Regions from separate parts of the Homo sapiens genome. Here all the other regions are linked to region 3. Evidence: chromatin loops called from intact Hi-C (ENCODE). Cell type or tissue: PC-9. All regions are shown on one strand. Region 1 has its middle 29 kb from the start of PICART1. Region 2 overlaps SGCA (sarcoglycan alpha). Region 3 has its middle 9.2 kb from the start of TMEM92-AS1.

Region 1 (5,000 bases), 270 kb before region 3:
ACACATATGTACAATGTATGGATGTGTGTATGCATGTATGTATGCATTATCCATGTACACATATATGTATGCATACATGTATGCATGCATGGATGCATGTCTGCATGTCTTCATGTATGTGTGCACGCATGTATGCATGTATGTGTATGCATTTATGCGTGTATACATACATGCATTTACATATATGCGTGCATACATACATACATACATGTGCCCATGCATCCATGCATGCATCCACACATGTATGCATGCATCCATGCATGCATCCACACATGTATACATGCATACACGCAACATGTATACATACATGTATGTGCGCATCCATGCATGTATACATACATGCATACATACATCCACACATGCATCCATACATGTATACATACATGTACACGTGCATGCATACATGCATCCATACATGTACACGTGCATCCATACATGCATCCATGCATCCATGCATGCAACATGCATGCATGCATACATGCATACATGCTGCATGCATACATGCTGCATGCATGCATGCACGCACGCATACATGCAGCATGCACGCACGCATGCATGCAGCATGCACGCACGCATGCATACATGCATGCATATATGTATGTGTGTGTACCTGTATACATGTATGTATACACACACACACACATATATAGAGAGAGAGTTCATCACAGCAGCTAACTCTAACAAGTACCCACTGTCTTCCTGGTAACCAAGGCTGTAGCTAGATGCCCCGTGTGTGTATATATGTATATATATATATATATACGTGTGTGTGTGTGTGTGTGTGTATATATATATATATATATATATATATATATATATATGGAGAGAGAGAGAATATATAGAGAGAAAGAAATATATATAGAGAGAGAAAATTTAGATATATATATATGTATCTTTTTTCGGGACAGGATCTTGCTATGTTGCCAAAGCTGGTCATGAACTCCTGGGCTCAAGCAATCCTCCTGCCTCGACCTCCCAAAGTGCTGGGATTACAGGTGCGCACCACCACTCCCAGCTAATTTTTTGTAATTTTAGTAGAAACGGGATTTCACTGTGTTGGCCAAGCTGGTCTCAAACTCGTGACCTCAAGTGATCCACCTGCCTCAGCCACCCAAAGTGCTTGGGATTACAGGTATGAGCCACCACACCCAGCTGTGATGCTTAAATTTTATGTGTCAACCAGACTGGGCCACAGGGTCCTCAAATAGAGCAGGGGAGAAAGAGTCACATGGAGATGGGTCTGTGATCAATCATGGGCTTCCCCTTTGAGGACCCCGAGGCTCCCGCTGCCCCACATGAAAGTGGGGTTCTATAACTAACAAGGAAGGGGGAATGGATGTCAGGGATAGGCAACCAGTGATCTCACCACACCTGGGATCCCCCCTTACAGGGACACAAAGTAAAGGGATGCCTGAAAGCCACCATGTGTTTTACAGCTGGCCCTGGGGCTAGAGAGCAGGACAAGGGGGAGTGAGGGCAGCTATGAAGCCCGGACCTGTGAAAAGGAGGGAAGAAACACTGTGGACATCAGCCAGGCATGGAGAGGCAGAGCCACGGAATGCCAGAACCAGAGTTACCCCCGGTTACACAGATGGGGGAACTGAGGCCTAGAGGGGGCCTGTGACCTGTCCAAAGCCACATAATGCTGTCTCCTGTCTCCAGGCCAGGGTATTTCCCTGTATTAGAGCTGTTGTGTTCACTGCTGGCCGTGGTGGATCCTCACTGCTGTCCTGCTCTAAATGGCAGAGTGTGGCTCTGGGCCCTGGGTGCCCATGGGGACTGCCTGGAGCCAGCAGGCCAAGTGTCTTCACACGAATTCAGAAGCAGGAGTGAAGGACCCACCCTGAGACAAACCAACCGACTTAACATATTTAGAAGTCGGGGAAGAGACAGGGAAGGACAGACAGAATTCCTGCCTGTCCGGTCCAGGGCCTGACTCTTGCCAGGCTGACCTTCCTGTCCGGGTGAGGGGAAGGAGGCGCTCATGCTCTTTCTGCCTGGAGGACAAAAGAGAACCAGACGAAAACAAAGGTCAGGGCATACGTAGGAGTTTCCAAAGGGCACAGGCGAGGAAGGAATCTCTTACCTAAGAGGGTTTTCAAACATAACAGAAAATTGCTTAAGTGTGCTGGAAAATAAGGCAGCATGGCTGAGAGGCAGGAGGAGGAACAGGGTGACCCCGGGATCTGCCTTGGTGGTGGCAGCCCAGGCTTCTGCTGTGTGGTGACCGGTGATGCTGGCCCTGACCATGGCTGCAGTTAGCGCAGTCGCCACCAGGTGGCAAGCATGCCCATTTCTGAAGGATTGGCTGCTGGAACTCCGATAACTGGTTGGTTGATGGATTTGTTTATCCATCCATCATTTATTTATTCAATCGTCATTCATTCATAGCTTTGATTCCCCCCAAGCATTTTTGACTCATTTGTGCCAGCAGGCATTGTGCTAAGTGTGAGGAGGAACCAAAACTGGCCCAGAAGAGGTGGCTGTTGTGGGCACCTCACACGGCCCTCCCTGCTCAGCAGCCCCGCGGGGGTGCCGGGACCAGAGTGGGCCATGGCGGCCAGGTACCTGTGGGTCAGTCCTGCAGCTGGCGGGGCCTGCCTGGATCGGATCCCACGGCAGCCACTCGGGCTAGCGCCCCCTGCCCTCCGTTCTGCCGCGGAGCCAGCGGGCAGTGGGCCCTGAGAGAGGTTTGGCTGGCCTCCCATGCTGGGCTCAGGCCGCCCGCAGTGGGGCTCAGGTGTAGCCGCACAGTGGTCCCTGGGGCTGAGGTTTTCTCCGTCTCTGTTCTTCCTCCAACCAGGCTCAACCTCAAACCGCGAGTCCACCCCTCTGCCCCCCTTCTCCCTTCCCTCTGCTGTGTTCTGCAGCGTTTCTCAGACGTGTACCTCTCCAGGGCAGAAAGTGGATCCCTGGAACAGGACTGGGTCCCGGGGCCTCAGGGTCACCGGATCCCTTCTGCTTTCCTCAAGCCTTGCTCCTGCCCCTCCCCTGCTTCCGGCTGTGAGGCCAGCGTTCAGCCAGAAGCATCCATGTCTTGGCTGTTGGCTCAGGCCCCACATGACGCATAGCCCCAGGAGGGCAGGGACCTCAGCTGATTCACTGTTGAAGCCCCAGGACCTTGCACAGTGCCTGCCACAGAGCAAGCCTCAACAAAGGTGGGCTGCATCACTCAAGGAAGGGGAGTGAATGCAGCTGTGCAAAGAGGAGGGCCACGAGCATCTATGGGAGGGCGGGGCAGGCGTGGATGCTGCAGGACACAGAGCGTGCCCACGCGCCTCGAGACTGCCCTGCGTTGAATTGGTGGAGCCCCTGGACCCGCTGCAGTGAGGACCATAGGAGCCCCAGTTTGCTCCATGGGACTCTAAATCCAGCAGGGGTGGAGTCATTTTTTGGGGCCCCCAGAGGACTTCCTTGGCCAGCAGCTGCAGTGCCCAGTCCTCCAGGAGAGTGTCAGCTGCCACTCTGTATTGCTTCCCTCCTCCCCTCTCCTGCTGCCCCAGCTTCCCTGGCAACTGGGGACACTGCCCCCCACCCCAACTACCAACCCAGGCCCCGTGCCTTCTGACTCACAGCAGCTCAACAGGAAAGCATCTGATCATGCCCACAGCCCTGGCATCTGGCCCACAGGAGTGGCACCCCTCCCCAAGACCTTCCACACAGTTTCTATATTAGGGTAATGTCCATTGAAATCTCTCCACCCCACCCCCAAGAAACCCCCCTGTGATACGTGGGGATGGCATAGCGCCCCGCCGCGCACTGTGCCAGGTGGAGTGGGAGTCCTGATCCTACCGGCTCATCACATTCCGCACATTCCCAGTGGGCAGGGTGGAGGAGGGGCTAGCCAGGGAGGAAGAATGCCGCTTGCCTCTGACATCCTGTGTCTGGGTTTGCTTCATCCCTACCCTCCCCGCCTGGGCTCAGCTCCCCTCCATGTGCCTCCTGGCCCCTCACACCTTGGACCCCCTGTCTAGCTCCCGCCTCTCAGGGCTGTCTTCCCTTTTCTGACCCGTCCTTCCTCTCCATTTTCTCCTCTCTCGCTCAGCCCTCTCCTCTCTGTCATCCTGGAGTCTGTGGTGAGAATTGGGGAGACCAGGCTGGGTTCTACACAGGGCCACTGTTCCTGTCCTAGACAGCCAAGCACGCTGGGTTTGGTATGGCCACAGCTCTGCGCCATCTCCTTGTGCATCCAGGACTTGCCCTCTCTGGCCATGGGCTCCTCCTGGGAGCGCTGGGCTCCCAGGGTCCCAGTCCTGATATCTAAGCTCCTCCCAAGGGCCTTAGTGGGGATGGAGCAAACCCCAATGGTCCAGGTCTCCATGCTGCCCTGGGGAGATTTCTCCCCAAATCCTCCTTCCAAATGGCGCAGGACTAGATTTGAGGGTCAGCTGCTCACCTGCCTCCCACCCCACCTGGACCCCGCTCCTCTCTTGTTGGAGGAGGGGCTGCCCACCTATCTTCTTTACGCACATCTGTGGGCATAGAGTCCAGTACCTGCACAAAGTTGTCCCGTTCCTGAAATACCTACATGCCCCTCCCTCTGCCCTCTGGTCACCTCCCAGCTCCTGACCACAGTGTGGTGGCCGAAGTGGAGCTGGGCTCCAGGAACCTCGAGTTCCAGTCCTGGCTCTGCCACTCACTTGCTGTGGGACCTAAGCTAGTCACCACCCTGCTCTGAGCCTCAGCGCCCGGGGGAATGACAGGAATGGACCGGTAGCCTCATGCTCCAGAGCCAAAGGGGATACCCAGCAGCCCCAGACCAGACAGATGTTCTGACCAGGTTCTGATGGAGGACATAGAGGGAGTCACCAGAGAGGTGTTCCCCTTTGGAGACAACTCTGTTTTGTTTATTTCTTTTCTTTTATTTTTATTTATTTATTTATTTATTTATTTTTGAGACAGAGTCTTACTTACTCTGTCGCCCAGGCTGGAGTGTAGTGGCACAATCTTGGCTCACTGCAACCTCTGCCCCCCAGGTTCAAACGATTCTCCTGCCTCAG
Region 2 (5,000 bases), 130 kb before region 3:
CAAAGGAAGCGCTTCTCTCGGTCCCTTAGGGGCTCCAAGGACTTGGTGGGGAAGGGAGCTTATCCCCTGCCCAGGACTGAGGCTGGCCTGTGTGTTTGGGACTTGTGGGGTCCCCACAGTTCTCCTGGCAGGGCTGGGGGACACCGAGGCCCAGCAGACCACGCTACACCCACTTGTGGGCCGTGTCTTTGTGCACACCTTGGACCATGAGACGTTTCTGAGCCTTCCTGAGCATGTCGGTGAGCGGCCTGACAGGCACCCAGGCGGGCGGGCTGGGGTGTACCCCGCAGGGCTCCTGCTGTGACTCGAATCCCCTCTCCTCGCTTCCACCAGCTGTCCCACCCGCTGTCCACATCACCTACCACGCCCACCTCCAGGGACACCCAGACCTGCCCCGGTGGCTCCGCTACACCCAGCGCAGCCCCCACCACCCTGGCTTCCTCTACGGCTCTGCCACCCCAGAAGATCGTGGGCTCCAGGTCATTGAGGTGCCGTCAGGGACCCTGAGAAAATCACAGGGGTGGGCCAGAGTGGCCTCCTAGGAGCAGCCCTATGAATTGGGATTGGGTGCTCATTCACAGTCATTTACATATAATTTACATACCTCTAATTTGGTATCTGAGTCCTCTCCTGCCAGGCCCCCGCTGTGCCACGTTTCTCCCCTAACCCACTTCTCAGATGTCTTTCCCATCCCCCAGGTCACAGCCTACAATCGGGACAGCTTTGATACCACTCGGCAGAGGCTGGTGCTGGAGATTGGGGACCCAGAAGGTACCTCTAGCTGTGCCCCATCCCTTCCCCACCAATGCCAGTCTTGGGGAATCTCTCCCGGAGGGGGAGGGGGCTGTGGACAGGAGAGGCTTGGAGAGGAGTGGAGCAGGGCATCCTGGAAAGTGGGGACAAGGCTCTCAGGGAATGGGTGCTGGGCTGGGATTCCAGGCTCTGGAGTTCTGTTACTCGCTGCGTTGCAGAGACTATTGGGACTTGGCTTGTTGGGGTCTGTGATGGATGGGGCATTGAGGGGCCTGAAGGGGTGTGCAGGGATGTGGGGAGGAGCTTCAAGGAGGCTTTGCGGGGCAGAGCTGGGGCTGGGTGCAGCCTGAGGTGTCCACCTGGCCTTCCCAGGCCCCCTGCTGCCATACCAAGCCGAGTTCCTGGTGCGCAGCCACGATGCGGAGGAGGTGCTGCCCTCAACACCTGCCAGCCGCTTCCTCTCAGCCTTGGGGGGACTCTGGGAGCCCGGAGAGCTTCAGCTGCTCAACGTCACCTCTGCCTTGGACCGTGGGGGCCGTGTCCCCCTTCCCATTGAGGGCCGAAAAGAAGGGTAGGTGTGCAACCCTAGAGGACTTCCTGAAAGAGGAGGATGCAGCTTGTGGCGGGCATAGAACAAGGGTCTCCCTAATTTCCAGGTGGGGCTTTACCACGCACATCTCCACCTCCCAGCTTCACACCCCTCACCACTCTCCTCTGGCTATACCCGCATCTCCTTGTCCTTCCAGAGCCTAGACCCTAGTTACCCTGAACTCTGTACTTCCTGGTGCCTCATGAGGACGTACCAGATACATCCATTAAAAGACATTCCTTAGTAGGGAGGGTAAGACCCCCTAGAAGAATGGGGTGCCCTGTGTACTCTCACCATGATCTCAGATCTCTGGGAGGACTGTGACTCCTGCCAGACCCCAGCTGTGCCATGTTCCTCCCTTAATCCTCCCTCTTAGGCGTCTCCCTCATCCCATCCCCAGGTCATAGCCTACAATTAGGAAAGTTTCAACAACCCCTGGCAGAGTGGTGCCTCGTGCCCCCTGCCCCCACTCTGCTGACAGTGACTTCTATCTGGTCCCAGGGTATACATTAAGGTGGGTTCTGCCTCACCTTTTTCTACTTGCCTGAAGATGGTGGCATCCCCCGATAGCCACGCCCGCTGTGCCCAGGGCCAGCCTCCACTTCTGTCTTGCTACGACACCTTGGCACCCCACTTCCGCGTTGACTGGTGCAATGTGACCCTGGTGAGGAGGGACCCTGGGTCCGGGGGTGGGGTGGGGCATGGCCCCCATCCCAGTCCCCCTTCCCTCCCATGCTGCTTCCTATCTCCGTCTCTCTGATTGCTCCAGTCACCATTTCTTTCCCTGATGCTCTCAGTATTGCCCACAGGCTTAGTCTGAGGATACACACACACACACACACACACACACACACACCCCTGAAGTTCTACCTTTCCCCCACAAGAGGGCAACAGAGTCCGCAATCCGCATGTGGGGTCTCCAACTCCCGCGCCCCAGATCTGCCCAGGTCAACAGCTATATCACAGTCCAGTTCCCAAACCCTTTCCCTACCAAGGGCCTCTGCGTGACAGCTCTGTCTGCTTTTCTGTAAGGTGCCACCTAGCAAACCCACTTACAACAAGGATCTGATAGCTCTTCACACTATAAACCAAAGATGCTCACAACAGCTCTTTGGATACTGAGCTGAGGTTCACAGGATCCCACGGCTGGTGTACACTGTTCCTGTGAATTGACCAACAGAGCAGGGACTCATTCAGGGTCCACAGCCAGCGACTGGTAATTGACAACATTCTTGAGCACTTGCTATGTGCTTGGCACTGTCCCATCAACATATTTTATGCTCACCACCACTCCAGGAGACAGGTGCTACTATTATCCTTCTGACATTACAGGTGATGAAACAGAGGCACATAATCATCCTAGCTAAGCACTTGTCTGAGTCTGGATTCAAACCAGGAGGTCAGACCCTAGAGCTGTGCGCTAACCAGTGCACTGTCCCGCCTCTGCTGGACTTTGTGTCTCCTGCCTCCTAGTCCTGGCCCCTGCCATGTTCCTGGGGACCTCTGTGTCCAGCCAGCCACTTCCTGCGTCAGCCCTGAGCTCTCTGTGCAGGTGGATAAGTCAGTGCCGGAGCCTGCAGATGAGGTGCCCACCCCAGGTGATGGGATCCTGGAGCATGACCCGTTCTTCTGCCCACCCACTGAGGCCCCAGACCGTGACTTCTTGGTGGATGCTCTGGTCACCCTCCTGGTGCCCCTGCTGGTGGCCCTGCTTCTCACCTTGCTGCTGGCCTATGTCATGTGCTGCCGGCGGGAGGGAAGGTGAATGTGGGCATGAAGGGCGGGGGAGCACCTGCTGGAGCTCACACCCATGGGACTCACAGTGGCACTTGTGCTGTATGGGACCCAGACACCATGGGAATGGGGTTCTCAGGCACAAAAGGAGTGTGGGGCCCCTTTCTAGGCAACTTGGGGCTTGAGACCTGCCTGGCCTGGCACCAGGAGGGCATTGTGGATAATTGCACACAGACCTCCACTCACATTGGAGCCCTGGGGCACCTTGGGGCGAAACCCAGAGCTGGGCTAACCCTCTCCTTCACTTTTCCACAGGCTGAAGAGAGACCTGGCTACCTCCGAGTGAGTAAAGGAAAGCTGGGGGTGGGGTGGGAGCCCACCTAGACAGTTGTTGGACCCCGCCACCAAACTATGCCATGAACAGCAGAGACAAAATAAATAACTCCAGGGTGATGCTCACCCCTTCCCTTGACCTCTGTAATCCCAGCACTTTGGGAGGCTGAGGTGGGAGGATTGGTTGAGCCTGGAAGTTTGAGGCCAGCCTGGGCAACACAGTGAGACCCCATCTCAACAAAAAAAAAATTTTTTAACTAGCCAGGCGTGGTGGAGCATGCCTGTGGTCCCAGCTACTTGGGAGGCTGAGATAGGAGAATCGCTTGAGCCTGGGAGATTGAGGCTGCAGTGAGCCGTAATCGTGCCACGGCACTCCAGCCTGGGCGACAGAGTGAAACTCTTTCCCCCAAAAAAGAAAAGCCTGTTGTGACACAGGGGAATGGGACCTGCTGCCACTCTGGGGGAAAGGGCTTGAGAAGCAACTTAAGAGACTCCCAGTATCAGTATGAGTCAGACACCTGCGGTCCAGGCCAGGCTCTGCCACACAATTACTCTGTCACCCTTCTTTCTGGCTTCAGATGCTCCACCTGCAAGATCACGAGGTTGGACTAGCTGGTGTCTATGAGTGCTTCCAATTCTGCCAGCCCTTTCCAAATCCTTCCTCTCTTATTTTGGCCTGGTTTCCCCTACTCATGGCCTTACCCCTCCTATGTGCCCCCAGCCCTCTTCCTCTCCCAATACCCTGAACCCTAGATTCCAGGAGGCAGATGTGAAATAAGTTATGTTCCTTTTATTCCCACTGCACTGAGCCAATGGCGGTCTTGGCACCCCTGACTGCTTGCCTGGCCTGCCTCATTAATTGCAGTGGCACTTGGCCACCCTTCGAACCCCCTTGATAAGCCGCTTGTGCCCCTGTTTGGAGCCCAGTAGTGACCTGTGCTGTCCAAAGGGGCGCTGCCCAGAGCGCCACCTCTGCTGTCGTTGCCTCTTGACCTTGAGCTTGGACTTGGAGGCCTGCTTCTTGCCCAGGGTGAAGGAGCCTGAGGCCCCCCTGCCGGTCACCTGCTGAGCCCTTGTCCACCAGCCCCTTGAGCACACGCTTGAAGTGATAGGCATTTCGGGCCATGTCGTAGCCCGTGGTGGAAACAGCCTTCTTCAGGGTGGCCAGGGACACATACTTGCAGGTCCCCTTGTCCGCCACAGCCCTCAGGATCACCTTGGACGTGCTGGGCTTCTGGCAGGGTTTGGCACAGGTGCGTTGCCCAGTCGCTGTCTTGCTAGGGACACGCTGCCCTGCTGGCCTCCACCCATGGCAGTATTTGAGTTCAACAGCACTGATGGAGACAGTGGCGAAGTGCCTTTCTGCTTCTCTCCCTGGGGTAGGTGAAGTGTCTTGGGTGCAAGGACCTCCAGGGCGGCTGGAAGTCTCCACTGGGCTGCCCCTCACAGGATGGCTGAGGTGTGTCCCGGTTCCTGGTCCTCGCTGAGGCTTCCTCTTGAGCTCCGGCCCTCACCTTTACCTGTGTGGCCAGAAAGAGGATCAAGGACGGTCACCCACGGCTGGCCTCCACAGACTTGTGCTCTTGGTGCA
Region 3 (5,000 bases):
ACTAGAAAAGATCAATGAAACTGAGTTGGTTTTGTTTTCTGTGACAGAGTCTCAAAAAAAAGAGTGCAGTGGTACAATTTCAGCTCACTGCAACCTCCGCCTTCTGGGTTCAAGGGATTTTCCTGCCTCAGCCTCCTAAGTAGCTGGGATTACAGGCACCTGTCACTATGTCCAGCTAATTTTTGTATTTTTAGTAGAGACAAGGTGTCGCCATGCTGGCCAGGCTGGTCTCAAACTCCTGACCTCAAGTGATCTGCCCACCTTGGCCTCTCAAAGTGCTGGGATTACAGGCGTGAGCCACCGGGGCCTGGCCAAGTTGCGTGTTTGAAACAGTAAACAAAATGGACACATTCTAAGCTAGACTAACTAAGGAAAGCAAAAGTGATTTGTCTGGGAGAGGCATTGGTTTGTGCGACCAGACCTCTGCATTATAATGCAGAGGGCCCTGGAAGTCTAAGCATTCCTAAGGAGTTGTGACGAGCCTGTCTTTCCATGTGCCTGCCACCTGTCCTGCCTGGGTCCATCATGTATCTGTCAGCGGACTCACCTTGTGCCTTCACATTCCCATGGCATGTCTGGGACATCCTGTCACTTAGTCTATGTGTGTCTACATGTGCCATTACATGTTCCCCTCAAAGCTCTGCTGTGTTTCTGTCCAGTGCCTGCCACATGTCCCCCACATGTCAGCTGTATGTTCACGTATGAATTCCACGTGTATTTTATTTATCCATGGGGTAATATTGCTGTCATAGGTCCTGCATATTTTGACATGTAACCGTCAAGTTAACTCATGTATCCATTCATTCATTCATTTATTATTGAGTTCCTAGTATGTGGCACTGTTTTAGGCTCTGTGGATACAACAGTGAATAAAACAGAAAAAAAAATACTGTCTTCACAGAGCCTGCATTCAAGACAATAAATATAATAACAATAACAATATAGTAGAGGCCAGTAATCCCACACTTTGGGAGGCTAAGGTAGGCAGATTGCTTGAGTTCAGGAGTTTGAGGCCAGCCTGGGCAACCTGGCAAAACCCTGTCTCTACCAAAAATACAAAAAAGTAACCGGGCATGGTGGGGTGCGTCTGTGGTCCCAGCTACTTGGGAGGCTGAGGTGGTACGATCACTTGAACCTGGGAGGTAGAGGTTTCAGTGAGCCGAGATCATGCCACTGCATTCCAGCTTGGATGACAGAGTGAGACTTCTGTCTCAAAACAAAACGAAACAATATAGTAAACATAGAAATAAATTAACAAGCATAATAAACAAATTATATAGTATGTCAGAAGGTGATGAGTGCCACAGAAAAAAATGGGGGAAAACAAGGGAGATCAGAGGTGCGGGAAATATATTACAGTGCCCTTGTGAAAATTTAAAAGAAACAAAAAGAGTAGCAGGCAGAGTGGATACAGTTGTAAACAGGAGGTCAGGGTAGTCCCCTTGAAAAGTTAGTTGTCTGAGAGAAGACTTGAAGGCAGTAGATGAAGTGACCCTTGAAGATATGGAGGAAACACATCTAGGCAGAGCAACAGCAGCTATGGAAGCCAGAGGCAGCAGCTTGTCTGGTATGTTGGAAGAATGTGGAAGCCAGTGTGGCTGGAGTGGAGTAAATTGTAAGAAGTCAAACAGGGCCTGGTGCGGTGGCTCACACCTGTAATCCCAGCACTTTGGGAGGCTGAGGTGAATGGATTGCTTGAGCCCAGGAGTTCAAGACCAGCTTGGACAACATAGTGAAACGTCAACTCTACAAAAAATAGAAAAATTAGCCAGTATGGTGGCGTGCACCTGTAGTCCCAGCTACTCAAGAGGCTGAGGTGGGAGGATTGCTTGAACCTAGAAGGCAGAGGTTGCAGTGAGCCAAGAACACACCACCGCACTCCAGCCTGGGCAACAGAGTGAAACCCTGTCCAAAAACAAGTAAATTAAAGAAGACAAACAGGACTTGAATCAGTTTATCTTGGCCTCAATGAATTTCAAGTTTCCAGTTTTCCTCCACCTTTAATATGGTTTAGCATAAACCCGTCTGTGGACAACTGTCCTGGAAACTATTGACCACTGTGGTCTCAGGCCATTTTCAACTACTCTGAGTTTAATCTCAAGAAAAACAAAAACAAACCCATCTCAATGTAAATAGGAGTAGGGCAGCTGGGTCAGAAAATGAAAATTTTCTCCCAGGGGAGGGAGAAGGGTAGGGGAAAGAATTCAGGCTTAGAGTCCCAGCTCTGCCACTCAACAAGCTGAGTGACAGTGGTCACTGTGCCAGCCTCACTGAATCTCTTTCCATGTATGGAAAATGAGGTGAGACCCCCACAGGGATGTGAGCATAGAATGCAAAATAAACATTCAGCCCCCAGCCCAAGTCTGACTCTCAGGACAGCTCAGTCTGCAGCCACTGCCTCCCTTCTTGGGCCTGAATGCCCAGTGTACTTCCCCTTTGACCTTCATTGTCTTGAAACTATACATTTAGCACCTGAGAGTCAGCTCAGGTGGCAGGTAAAATCTTTGCATAGTTTCTGATGTAATTTTTTTTTTTGAGACAGAGTCCCGCTATGTCACCAGGCTGGAGTGCAATGGCATGATCTCAGCTCACTGCAACCTCCACCTCCTGGGTTCAAGTGATTCTCCTGCCTCAGCCTCCCGAGTAGTTGGGACTACAGGCGTGCGCCACCAAGCCCAGCTAATTTTTGTATTTTTAGTAGAGACAGGGTTTCACCATGTTGGCCAGGGTGGTCTCGATCTCTTGACCTCATGTTCCACCCCCCTCAGCCTCTCAAAGTGTTGAGATTACAGGCGTGAGCCACCATGCTTGGCCTCTGATGTATTTTTTATCCTGAATTCTCCCATATAGCATAGGGCTTCAATTCTTGGGGAGAAAAAAGCTGGAGTTGAAATCCTAAAGAAATAAGAATGTGAATCTGAATTGGTATGGTTCATCTTGTAACTGATTTAATGGACACTGGAAACGTTTACAAGTGCCTACCTGTCACCCGGAGTCGGTGGGTGGCCGCCCTCTGGGACTCCTTGTCTTCTGCTGCCATCGCCTGGAGGCAAGAGGGACTGCAGGGACACAGAGGGACAGAGGCCCACACAGGTGGGAGCAGCAGGGGCTCAGCCCCCTGGGGCAACTAAGGCCACCCTGGGGAGGCCAGTGGCTCACCTCTCATGAAAAGGCAGGTGGAGTGACTTGAAAGGCTGGTTTCCTGGCTGAGCATGGTGGATCACGCCTGTAATCCCAAGCACTTTGGGGGAATGAGGTGGGAGGATCGCTTGAGCCCAGTAGTTGACCAGCCTGGGCAACAAAGCAAGCCCCCCATCTCTACTAAAAATTAGCCAGGCATAGTGGTGTGTGCCTTTGATCCTAGCTATGTGAAAGGCTGAGGCAGGAGGATCGCTTGTGTCCAGGAGGTTGAGGTTGCAGAGCTGTGTTTGAGCCACTGCATTCTAGCCTGGGTGACATCGAGACCCTGTCTCAAAAAAAAAAAAAAAAAGAAAAAAAGAAAAGCTGGTTTCCTGGCACATTAGTGGCCAAGAAGGCTCAATGACAAAGCGGGGAGTTTTAACGACTACAGCTCTAGTCTCACCTTCTACAAAAGAGGAAACTAAGAGCCCTGCACTGTGGTGGAGTGTTTTTCCCAAGGCAGAGCTACACTGCTTCCCAAGGCAGGATGTGGCTTAGGGACAAAGTCACATTCGAAGGCAGGCCCCGAGGCCTGATTCCAGGGTTGCTTTATAGCACCGCTCAAAAGTGTTGTCCTTGGACCAGCAGCCTCAGGTCAGCTGGGAGCTTGTTAGAAATACAGGATTGCAGACCCCGCTGGCAACCTACGGACCCAGACTCCGCACTTTACCAGATCCCCCAGGAAATCCGGACGCCAGTCAGAGCCAGTGCGAGGGACTGGTTTAGAACACACTGCCTCTCAATGTTTTTAGGAGGGCACATGAAGATAGTTTTATTTCCCCAAGTGGAAATCACAGTATTGTTTATTCCTTTTTTTTTTTTTTTTTTTGAGATGGAGCTCTGTTGCCCAGGGTGGATTGCAGTGGTGCAATCTCTGCTTACTGCAACCTCCATCTCCCAGGTTCAAGGGATTATCTTGCCTCAGCCTCCCAAGCAGCTGGGAATACAGGCACCCGCCACCACACCTGGCTAATTTTTTTTTTTTTAAGTAGAGACGAGGTTTCACCATGTTGGCCAGGCTGGTCTTGAACTCCTGACCTCAGGTGATTTGCCCACCTCAGCCTCCCAAAGTGCTGGGATTACAGGTGTGAGCCACTGCCCCTGGCCAGCATTGTTTATTCTTGGTTATAGTAGTTCTGCATGCTCACTATAAAAAAATCAGACAATATAGGATAATTTAAAGAAGAAAGCAATAAATATTGTGTTGTGTAAATATCCTTCTGGACATTTTCTATACACACACACTTCTTTTTTTTTTTTTTAGATGGAGTCTCGCTCTGTTGCCCAGGCTGGAATGCAGTGGGGTGATCTCAGCTCACTGCAACTTCTGCTTCCTGAGTTCAAGCAAGTCTCCTGCCTCACCCTTCCAAGTAGCTGGGATTACAGGCATGCACCACCACACCCGGCTAATTTTTGTATTTTTAGTAGAGACGGGGTTTCTCCATGTTGGCCAGGCTGGTCTTGAACTCCTGACTTCAGATGATCTGCCCACCTTGGCCTCCCAAAGTACTAGGATTACAAGTGTGAGCCACCGTGCCTGGCCCACAACATTTTTACAAAAATCAGATTATGTGTGTATCCTCCATATTGTCTTGTCGCCTTTTCTTTCTCTTCTTTTTTTTTTCTGAGACAGGATCTTGCTCTGTTGCCCAGGCTGGAGCGCAGTGGCATGATCACAGCTCACTGCAGATTCAACCTCCTGGGCTCAAGCAATCCTATCTCAGGGTCCCGAGTAGCGGGGACTACCAGGGTGTGTGTGTGTGTACATATATATATTATATGTATACATGTGTGTACATATACACACACATATAAATATA

The links. Peaks named below come from ENCODE experiments on the same cell type or tissue, not always from the same donor. Only the 100,000 strongest peaks of a DNase experiment are listed, where the experiment ranks them.
Region 1: a loop joins it to region 3, with 4 times the contacts of the local background. A loop is called at or near these places in 29 of 110 quality-filtered maps.
Region 2: it touches region 3 in a loop (9-fold over the local background); 28 of 110 quality-filtered maps call a loop at or near these places.

Annotation. Positions count from the first base shown.
Region 1 is chr17:50,024,729-50,029,728 of GRCh38, forward strand. No RefSeq gene overlaps it. Among named protein-coding and RNA genes, the nearest start is that of PICART1, 29 kb to the right of the region's middle. In PC-9, CTCF peaks have their summits at 2,242 (motif pointing right) and 2,441; DNase peaks (open chromatin) are centred at 2,363, 3,053 and 3,673; H3K4me3 peaks cover 2,609 bases; H3K27ac peaks cover 3,719 bases.
Region 2 is chr17:50,167,249-50,172,248 of GRCh38, forward strand. SGCA (sarcoglycan alpha) reads left to right here. Exons shown (of 10, transcript NM_000023.4): 2 at 120-239; 3 at 334-488; 4 at 699-771; 5 at 1,126-1,324; 6 at 1,844-2,006; 7 at 2,895-3,103; 8 at 3,392-3,418. It also overlaps the pseudogene H1-9P. Among named protein-coding and RNA genes, the nearest start is that of SGCA, 3.7 kb to the left of the region's middle. In PC-9, CTCF peaks have their summits at 2,258 (motif pointing right) and 2,460; DNase peaks (open chromatin) are centred at 2,203, 2,603 and 3,923; H3K27ac peaks cover 2,202 bases.
Region 3 is chr17:50,294,525-50,299,524 of GRCh38, forward strand. No RefSeq gene overlaps it. Among named protein-coding and RNA genes, the nearest start is that of TMEM92-AS1, 9.2 kb to the left of the region's middle. In PC-9, CTCF peaks have their summits at 3,043 and 3,246; a DNase peak (open chromatin) is centred at 3,057.